Linked DNA regions of Homo sapiens: region 2 is linked to region 1. The links are chromatin contacts, found by Hi-C or POLR2A ChIA-PET in ENCODE. All regions are on one chromosome and are shown on one strand. The core of a region is the stretch at or near the end of the contact, and the rest is flanking DNA. Distances in the headings are between cores, read along the strand shown.

Evidence for each region. A loop is a pair of places that touch in the nucleus more often than their neighbours do. ChIA-PET counts read pairs that join two places held with the same protein, here RNA polymerase II (POLR2A). Pooled maps may share reads with other maps.
Region 2: a loop to region 1 is called in a map of PC-3, with 27 times the contacts of the local background. The contact joins the enhancer-like site here to the promoter of LINC02345 in region 1. A Hi-C loop is called at or near these places in 3 of 168 maps with a recorded cell type or tissue (PC-3, heart right ventricle and posterior vena cava), 3 of 37 single-sample maps with no recorded cell type and 7 of 50 pooled maps. POLR2A ChIA-PET finds 5 or more read pairs at or near these places in 4 of 52 experiments (AG04450, GM10248, GM12878 and 1 more).

What each region holds. Positions count from the first base shown.
Region 1 is chr15:38,038,794-38,042,509 of GRCh38, reverse strand. LINC02345 (long intergenic non-protein coding RNA 2345) reads right to left here and starts at 2,117. Exons shown (of 4, transcript NR_120330.1): 1 at 2,081-2,117. It also overlaps a transcript of TMCO5A not described here.
Region 2 is chr15:38,082,884-38,086,599 of GRCh38, reverse strand. No RefSeq gene overlaps it. Among named protein-coding and RNA genes, the nearest start is that of LINC01852, 12 kb to the right of the region's middle. RefSeq lists a silencer at 526-585. Within about 2 kb of position 2,104, at least 4 of the 41 ENCODE cell types and tissues checked have a DNase peak (open chromatin) inside an H3K27ac peak, as active enhancers do.

The sequences.
Region 1 (3,716 bases), core at 868-3,367:
CAGAAACATTTGGTTTTATCCTTGGTCATATCTTTAGGAATTTTAAAAACATAGTAGCACCCAAAGATTGTTAAAATTCCTAGTGATAGTTCAGTGGAATCTGAAAAGAATCCTATTTCACTTTACATTTTTCTCAAGACTAGCTAGGAGTGAAAGGAGACTTTGCATACATTCAAGGGATGGTGCCAAAGAGCTTGAGCTTGATTGAGAATGGTCACTGCACAGATAGTATCCTGGGGATGTGGTTGGAGAAGCCCTCTTTACCATAGATTTCTTAGAAATTTGGTCAAAACACGTCAGAGCTGGCTAAGGTGCAGTCCTTGCTCAAGGGGACAGAATGGCTTACCCTTTTACTTTTCACCAAAGGGCTATGAAAATGGATGAAGTTCCTAGTTTAGATGACTGCTGGGAGCCATGAAGCAGTGGGACCTTCACTTTAGCTTAACCGGCTCCCTGGACCTCTGGGAATGAATGTGCCTAAAATGGTGATTTTTTTTTTTTAAAAGGATATTCTGCAGCTAAGAAAAAGGCCTATCTTTTTCTCTGGTGAAACCTTAGGAAGTCACCCAGATATTAGGTAACAGCACTGAATGAAAAGGTGTATTGTTGTATTTGAAATCCCTAGATTGCTTCGAGGGATATAATGCACTTTTATTTTTTTCCTTCTTCCATTAAGTGATAAGGGATGGGAACAGAGCAGGCATCAACTAGAACACTAAAGAAGTTACAGGAAATACCACTGCCTTGTAAAACTGTAGCACGTCTGCAGCAGTTAAATGACTCAGATATGTAAAGCCTCTGGTTAGTTACTGTTTCTCAGGATAAAACCTTTCCATGTGGGTCTGGGCAGTAGGGTATATGGAAGTGCCAGGTAGGTTGGATGGAAAGGGAACTTATAAATGGGCATGTCAATCAATGTGTAAAATACATCTCTATATTAGTATCAGTTTAAACTTACCTGTAAACTGGTATTAGCAGGTGTCTTTGTCTGGCTAAGATTTCTGGCTCTATTAGCTCTCTAGATCCCTGCTGAACCTCACCTTAAAAAGCCGGTATGCTTTTGCTTAAAGGTATCTGGAGCTGTTGCCTGTTAAACTACACAGGAGAGGATAGCCTTAGTGCTGTCTGTTAAACTTTCATATTCTAAAACACAGAGTAATTTTGGAAATTATTGTTTTATCAAACCATACCAGTACCTATTTAATATTTGAATTAATGAGGGAAAAGGAAGAGATCTTCATCAAAAAATGTGGAAATGGATTCTGGCACATGTTATGGCAAAACTAAATTATTTTTGCTGGGCCCTTGGGAAAACCACTTGTCATCTATGTACAGTACCTGGTTTTTGCCTCTCCGTGTGTGTACTATGAAGAGATCTTACTGCAGCATAGATTTTCTGAGATGATCCTAATTTTGGATATTTATAGTTCTTACACATCATTTAAATGCCAGAGAAATGTGAATATTTCAATATTTTAGTATCTAAGCAATATGTTTTAGATTTAATTTTTCATGACAAAACTTGTGGGTCTTTTTTGTTTTTTAATAAAAAAAGATTTACTGAGATATAATTCACATGCCATAATAGTCGCCCATTAAAAATTGTTAGTATTTTCACAGAATTGTGCAACTATCACCACAATCTAAATTTGGAACATTTTATTATCCCATAAAGAAAGCTCTTACCCATTAGCATTGTTCCCCACTTTTCCCTTCCCACAGCCCTTGGCAATCCCTGTTCTACTTCCAGTCTGTAGATCTGCCTATTCTGGACATTTTGTATAAATGGAATCATGCAAGCTGTGGTCCTTTGTGACCGGCTTCTTTCTTTTAGCATAATGTACTTGAGGTTCATCCATGTTGTTGCATGTCTCAGCATTCCATTTCTTTTTATTCCTGTTTAATGTTCCATTGTATGGTTATACCACATTTTATTTCTCCATTCATCAGTTGACAAACATTTGGCTTGTTTCCACCTTTTGGCTATTATGAATAACACTGCTACGAACACTCACATACATGTTTTTGCACGGACATATATTTTTATTTCTCTAGGGAATGTACCTAAGAGTAAACTTACTGGGTCATATGGCGACTCCGTTTGCCTGCAGAAGAATGGGACTGTGATTCCTAGAGAATGCCTCCAAGACTTGCAGCCTGGGTGACCGCTTCAGTGTCTGTGGAGCCCTCATGGTCAAGACGCCATTGTGGAAGTTGTAGCAGGATGGACCTTAAGTATCCCCATTGTCCCAGCCTCCTGATGTTTACTTCTTTGTCATATCTCCTCCCTCTGACCTGGGTGGGGACTGTAACTTGCTTCTGACCAATTGAATATGAATGGGACGTCACTTTGTTGATTATGTTACATTACATAGGGCTCTGGTAGACTGGAGACTCTCCTTGTGCCTTGATGAAGTACACAGCTATGCTGGAGAAATCCATGTGGCAAGGAACTGCAGGTGGCCCCTGGAACCTGAGGACAGTCAGTGAAGAGCTGAGGCTCCAGTTATGTAGCTGCAAAGAGATGAATTCTGTCAACAACTGGGATGAACTTGGAAGTGGATTTTTCCCTAGTTGAACCTTTGATGAGAATGTGGCCCAGCTAATGCCTTGATTGCAGCCTTTGAAACTGAGCAGAGGACCAGCTAATTCGTGCCCAGACTTCTGACCCACGAAGACTGAGATAATAATATGTGGTGTTTGTGTAGCTAAGTTTGTGGCAATTTGTTATGCAACATTAAGAACAGTCGAGAATTTGGTTCCATTATATAATCTGGGCTGGATGCCACTGAGTTTACTTGTCAAGGCAAATATTCTGTTTACTTATCAGTATGATTATCACAAAAGATAAACTGCCATGGAAGTTCAAGTATGTGCTTGGTTGCTATAGAGTAATCTATACCTGTGGGGTATACTCTAGAATGAGAAAATAGGGATGGCAGAAGTAAGAAACAGAGTTCCACTCTGTCTGCTTGACTCATATAGGAGTCTCTACAAATCCTGTTCCAAAAAGAGTCACTAAAAGATCAGAACACAAGAGGAACGATAACTTATGTAATGAGAGCTACTATTTATTAGGGACTATGGGACTGAGAGGATATGCATGAAATTGAGGCCATGCCCTAATATAGCTTATGTTATACTGTAGTTATAATTTACTTAGCTCACTGTGAAGCTATAATCTTGAACTTAACATTCGTTTTCTCTTACACTTCTTTAGCCAAATAATAGCAAAACAAGCCCAGCCTGGTGAACACCACTTCTATTTTTGGAATTTACTTAGGATGATTCCATTTTTCTTAGTCATCCATATCTATATTTAACAGCCCTACACTCAGAATTTTAACTTATAGCTTATTTAAATCTATTAAATTAAATCTATTCTATTAAAACCTGCATTTTTTCCACCTGCCTCTAGACAGATGGAAACAGCTGATGATGTGAATCTCTTGACTGTCCTTGTCATATCATTTTGTCTTGTTACATTTAATTCCTGACTGACTTAAGTGAGGAGAGTAAGGTGGATCTTATCCTGTAGCAGAGGGATACATGTGGAATGTCCTCCACTTCCTTGGTGATCTGACTTTAATTTCAAGCACTGTAGAGATGACTCAGTGTGCAGTAACTAATATGAAAAGTCGTGCTGCTTATAACATACAGTGAGTAACTATTACCAGACTCACCTCAGATGACTTGGAAGTTTCCTAGTTGGGAGA
Region 2 (3,716 bases), core at 855-3,354, 44 kb before region 1:
GGCATCACTGTGATGCATTATAAACAAGCTGAAACTGCAGTGGGCAGTTTTCCATGGTGGGATATGGAAACACATTCTCTGAAATGTGATTCTTCCTATATCTTCTCTTTCTTACAGTTGGTTCTAAGCAAGAACAGATCTACTGAATGGTGAGAAAATGGACAGGGAGTCTTCAAACTTCCTCCTTGTCTGTGCTCCCAACCTCTTTCTGTGTCCTTTTGCAATCCCTTCAGTAGTTTCTCCATGTGACTACATTTTACTGCTTTTGTCCTTCTTACCAGTCCTTCCTCTTGCTACCAAACTCTTCCTCCTCCTCACTTTAAGAAGGCACTCTTAAAAAGTTGAAGCTTCTAGTCCACCCAGAAACAAATTGAGATAAGCTTTTTGAGAGGCTGCTTTATAGGCTGTTTCAATTCAGAGAGATTAAACAGGATGACCTCACTGAAAAAGAAACCACACTTAATAGCTTTAAATGGGACTGCTCTTAGCTGGGTCACCCTGAACCACTGCATACACTTCTTGTTTCAAGTGAATGTGGTGGTTTGGGCCAGAGTGAGTTGTCCGTGAGATAGTTTAAATGCCTTTGCTTTCAGAAATGAGCCAACACCTTACAATGTAAGCAGAGGGAGGGAATATGTAGGTTTGTCTGATATTCAATCCCAAACCCTGAATCCTATTCCTGAGACATCTTGGGAAACTGGCATTCTCTTTCTCTGCTTCTCTCAATGAGAAATTTGTGGAATGCAAGTTCTTCAGAATAGAGACTCCATCCATGTCTCACCCACGTTTATCCTAAATTAGGGACTTCAGATGAACACAGTTTAAGGTAACAGCAAAGAGCATCTCCTTTAAATCAGAAAGACCAGATCTCCACTCCCAGCTTCACTATCAGGGCTGTTGTTGGGGTCAAATAATAAGTTCATACAAGAGCTTATCACAATACTTAGAACACAGTAAATATTTAACACATTTTAATTATTTGTTAGTTTTTATCTTGAAATGGAAGCTGCCTCTATCAACAGCCAACATAAAGAACTCTGGGCTCTGTCCCAAAATATGTGGCCCAAATTTTAACTAAATCAAGACTTCTAGAAAGCTTTTCCTAAATCTCTTTGACTTCGTGAGGGATACTAACTTTTAGTAGCTTGCTCTCTCAGTCTTCTAAAGGGGAAACAGATTTTGCCAACATTAGGAAGTCTTCATTATTAATAGACATTGTTTTGAGTTCCCCCTGGCCAAGTTGCTGACTCAATACTTCTTGTTTTAGAAAAAGGAAGTAGCTGAAAGGCACCTGTTAATGAGACTAAAGTACCACAGTGTCTGTGTGTGTGGGTGGGTGTGGGTGTGTGAGCGCGCACACGTGCGAGAGAGGTGGGGAGAGACAATGAGAGAGAGAGAGAAGAGAGTTAAATCCCATTCTTCGAGTGAATATGAAAACCATCATATAGAAAGATGAGGTTCACGGTATATCAATTTTCTTGAAATGTCTAACTTTTATTTTCCCTTAAACATGCTTTTTAATTTTTGCCCTTAAGAAGTGTACAATAGACAAACCAATTGTTACTGTAATGGAAAGATTTTATTTCCTATAGCTTTCTTGATAAATAAAATTATTAAATTGGAATTGCCATTAACTTAGTTATAGAGTTCTGCAGTGTTACATCAAGTTATGTATTAAAGAAATTTAAAGAGGGTTTTGTAAGATGAGTGAAGGATGTACTTCATTCTAACTCAGTCCTTTTTCTTAGAACAGCCTTTTCTAATACAGCAGGACAAGACCTGTGGCCTTAAAGAGAGGTTTCAAACAAGGCACGTTACTTTCCTCTTTTATTAATTGATTCAAGCTTATCATGGAAACACATTTATTACATGTCTCCTATATGCCAAGGTTTGTGCTAGGGGTTGAAGATACAATCTAGGGAAAAGCAAACATAAAGAGGTAGAACATTGAGACTTACAAATTCTGTTGAAAAGAAAATAAAAAAGTAAAAGAGGTAGAACAGGATAAATTCTCCAGTAGAGGTAAGAACAGAGAGCTGTAGGGATGGAGGAAGCAATGACTAATTGCCTGTGGTCAAGGAAGGCTCAACCAGAGGAACTGACTCTATACCATGTAAAAACAGCACACTTTGTGGTATAACACCAGCCAGCTTCCTGCATTTTGATTTCTGACTGACCCAACTTTTGCTTTTGATCATTTCCTTTGGTTGGTCAGTCTGCCTGAAGCTCATATTCTACTCATACTCTATTTTTCTATATATTTCTAGAATCTAGACAGGATATGTGTTTGGCATATAATAGGTGCCTAATCAATGTTCAGCTGAAACGATGATGGCTCATGGCTTCAATAAGCTTCCATCCTCATTCCTTTATGCATAGAATGGATCTTCCTTTTTGTATTTAATCCCACATTTCTCCTCAATTTTAACTTTCATGATAAATTATTTGTTGGAGCTTTTGATTCCCCACTTCTAGCCAGAGTTCTGTACATAATCAATTGATGCTGGGCTCCTGCGGCCTGTTGTGTCCTCATGATATCTGGCATAGTGCTACATTCCCTTCATTGCCCTGAGGCTGTGGGTTTATCCCTTAAGATGCCAAGTATGTCCTTAGAATATCCTTGCAATGTCCAGGGATTTTCAGACTACTTCAGAATTATAATAGATATCTATTGACTTACCTCCAAAGTGATGGTAAAAAAGATCTGCTGAATTTTAGGGTCCTGGATGTGTAATCCTATACTGTAAGAATTTGCTTAGGTGGAGTTTTAAGCTAAAGGCTGATCACATTGCTTTATGAGCTAATCATTTCAAACAGCTCCAGACAAGAGTAGGAACACTCTTGTTGAACCCTAATCTAGCTTAATAATGAGACTCTCCATTGAAAACCAAGGTTGAAGGCATATGGCAGGAAAAGGGAGATGAAGTTCCCTAGAGGAGTAAAAATAATCACTGATGTATTCAGGGTTTTCTTTTTCTATTCTCACTTTTTTTCAGTTGAGGCAGGGTCTTGCTATGTTGCCCCAGCTGGTTTTGAACTCCTGACCTAAAGGGATCCTCTGCCTCACCCTTCCAATGTGTTGAGATTAGAGGTGTGAATCACCATGCCCAGGCATGGGTTTTTAAAATATATACAATGTATCTGGCTGGGTGCGGTGGCTCACGCCTGTAATCCCAGCACTTTGGGAGGTGGAGGTGGGTGGATCACCCGAGGTCAGGAAGTTTGAGACCAGCCTGGCCAACATGGTGAAACCCTGTCTCTACTAAAAATACAAAAATTACCTGGGCGTGGTGGCAGGCACCTATAATCCCAGCTACTCGGGAGGCTGAGGCAGGAGAATTGCTTGAACCTGGGAGGCAGAGGTTGCAGTGAGTCGAGATCATACCATTGCACTCCAGCCTGGGTGACAAGAGCAAAACTGCGTCTCAAAATAGTAAAATAAAATAAAATATATACAATGTATCATGCACTGTGCTATTTTCTAATCATATTTTCTTTAATCTTTGACAATCAAGACTAAGAATTTTCACGATGTATTCAATAGAAGAAATTTCTCAGTAGGCTCACAACTTCAGTATAAAAGCCCTAATATTGTCCAGGTTTCCTTAACATTTGATGTGTTTACCATTCTTTCTGAAGTCTCCTCTTCTATCTACTAGAACATGAGTTTCTTGAAGGCAGGGAGCGCCTTAGTCACTTACTGTTATCAATGTTCA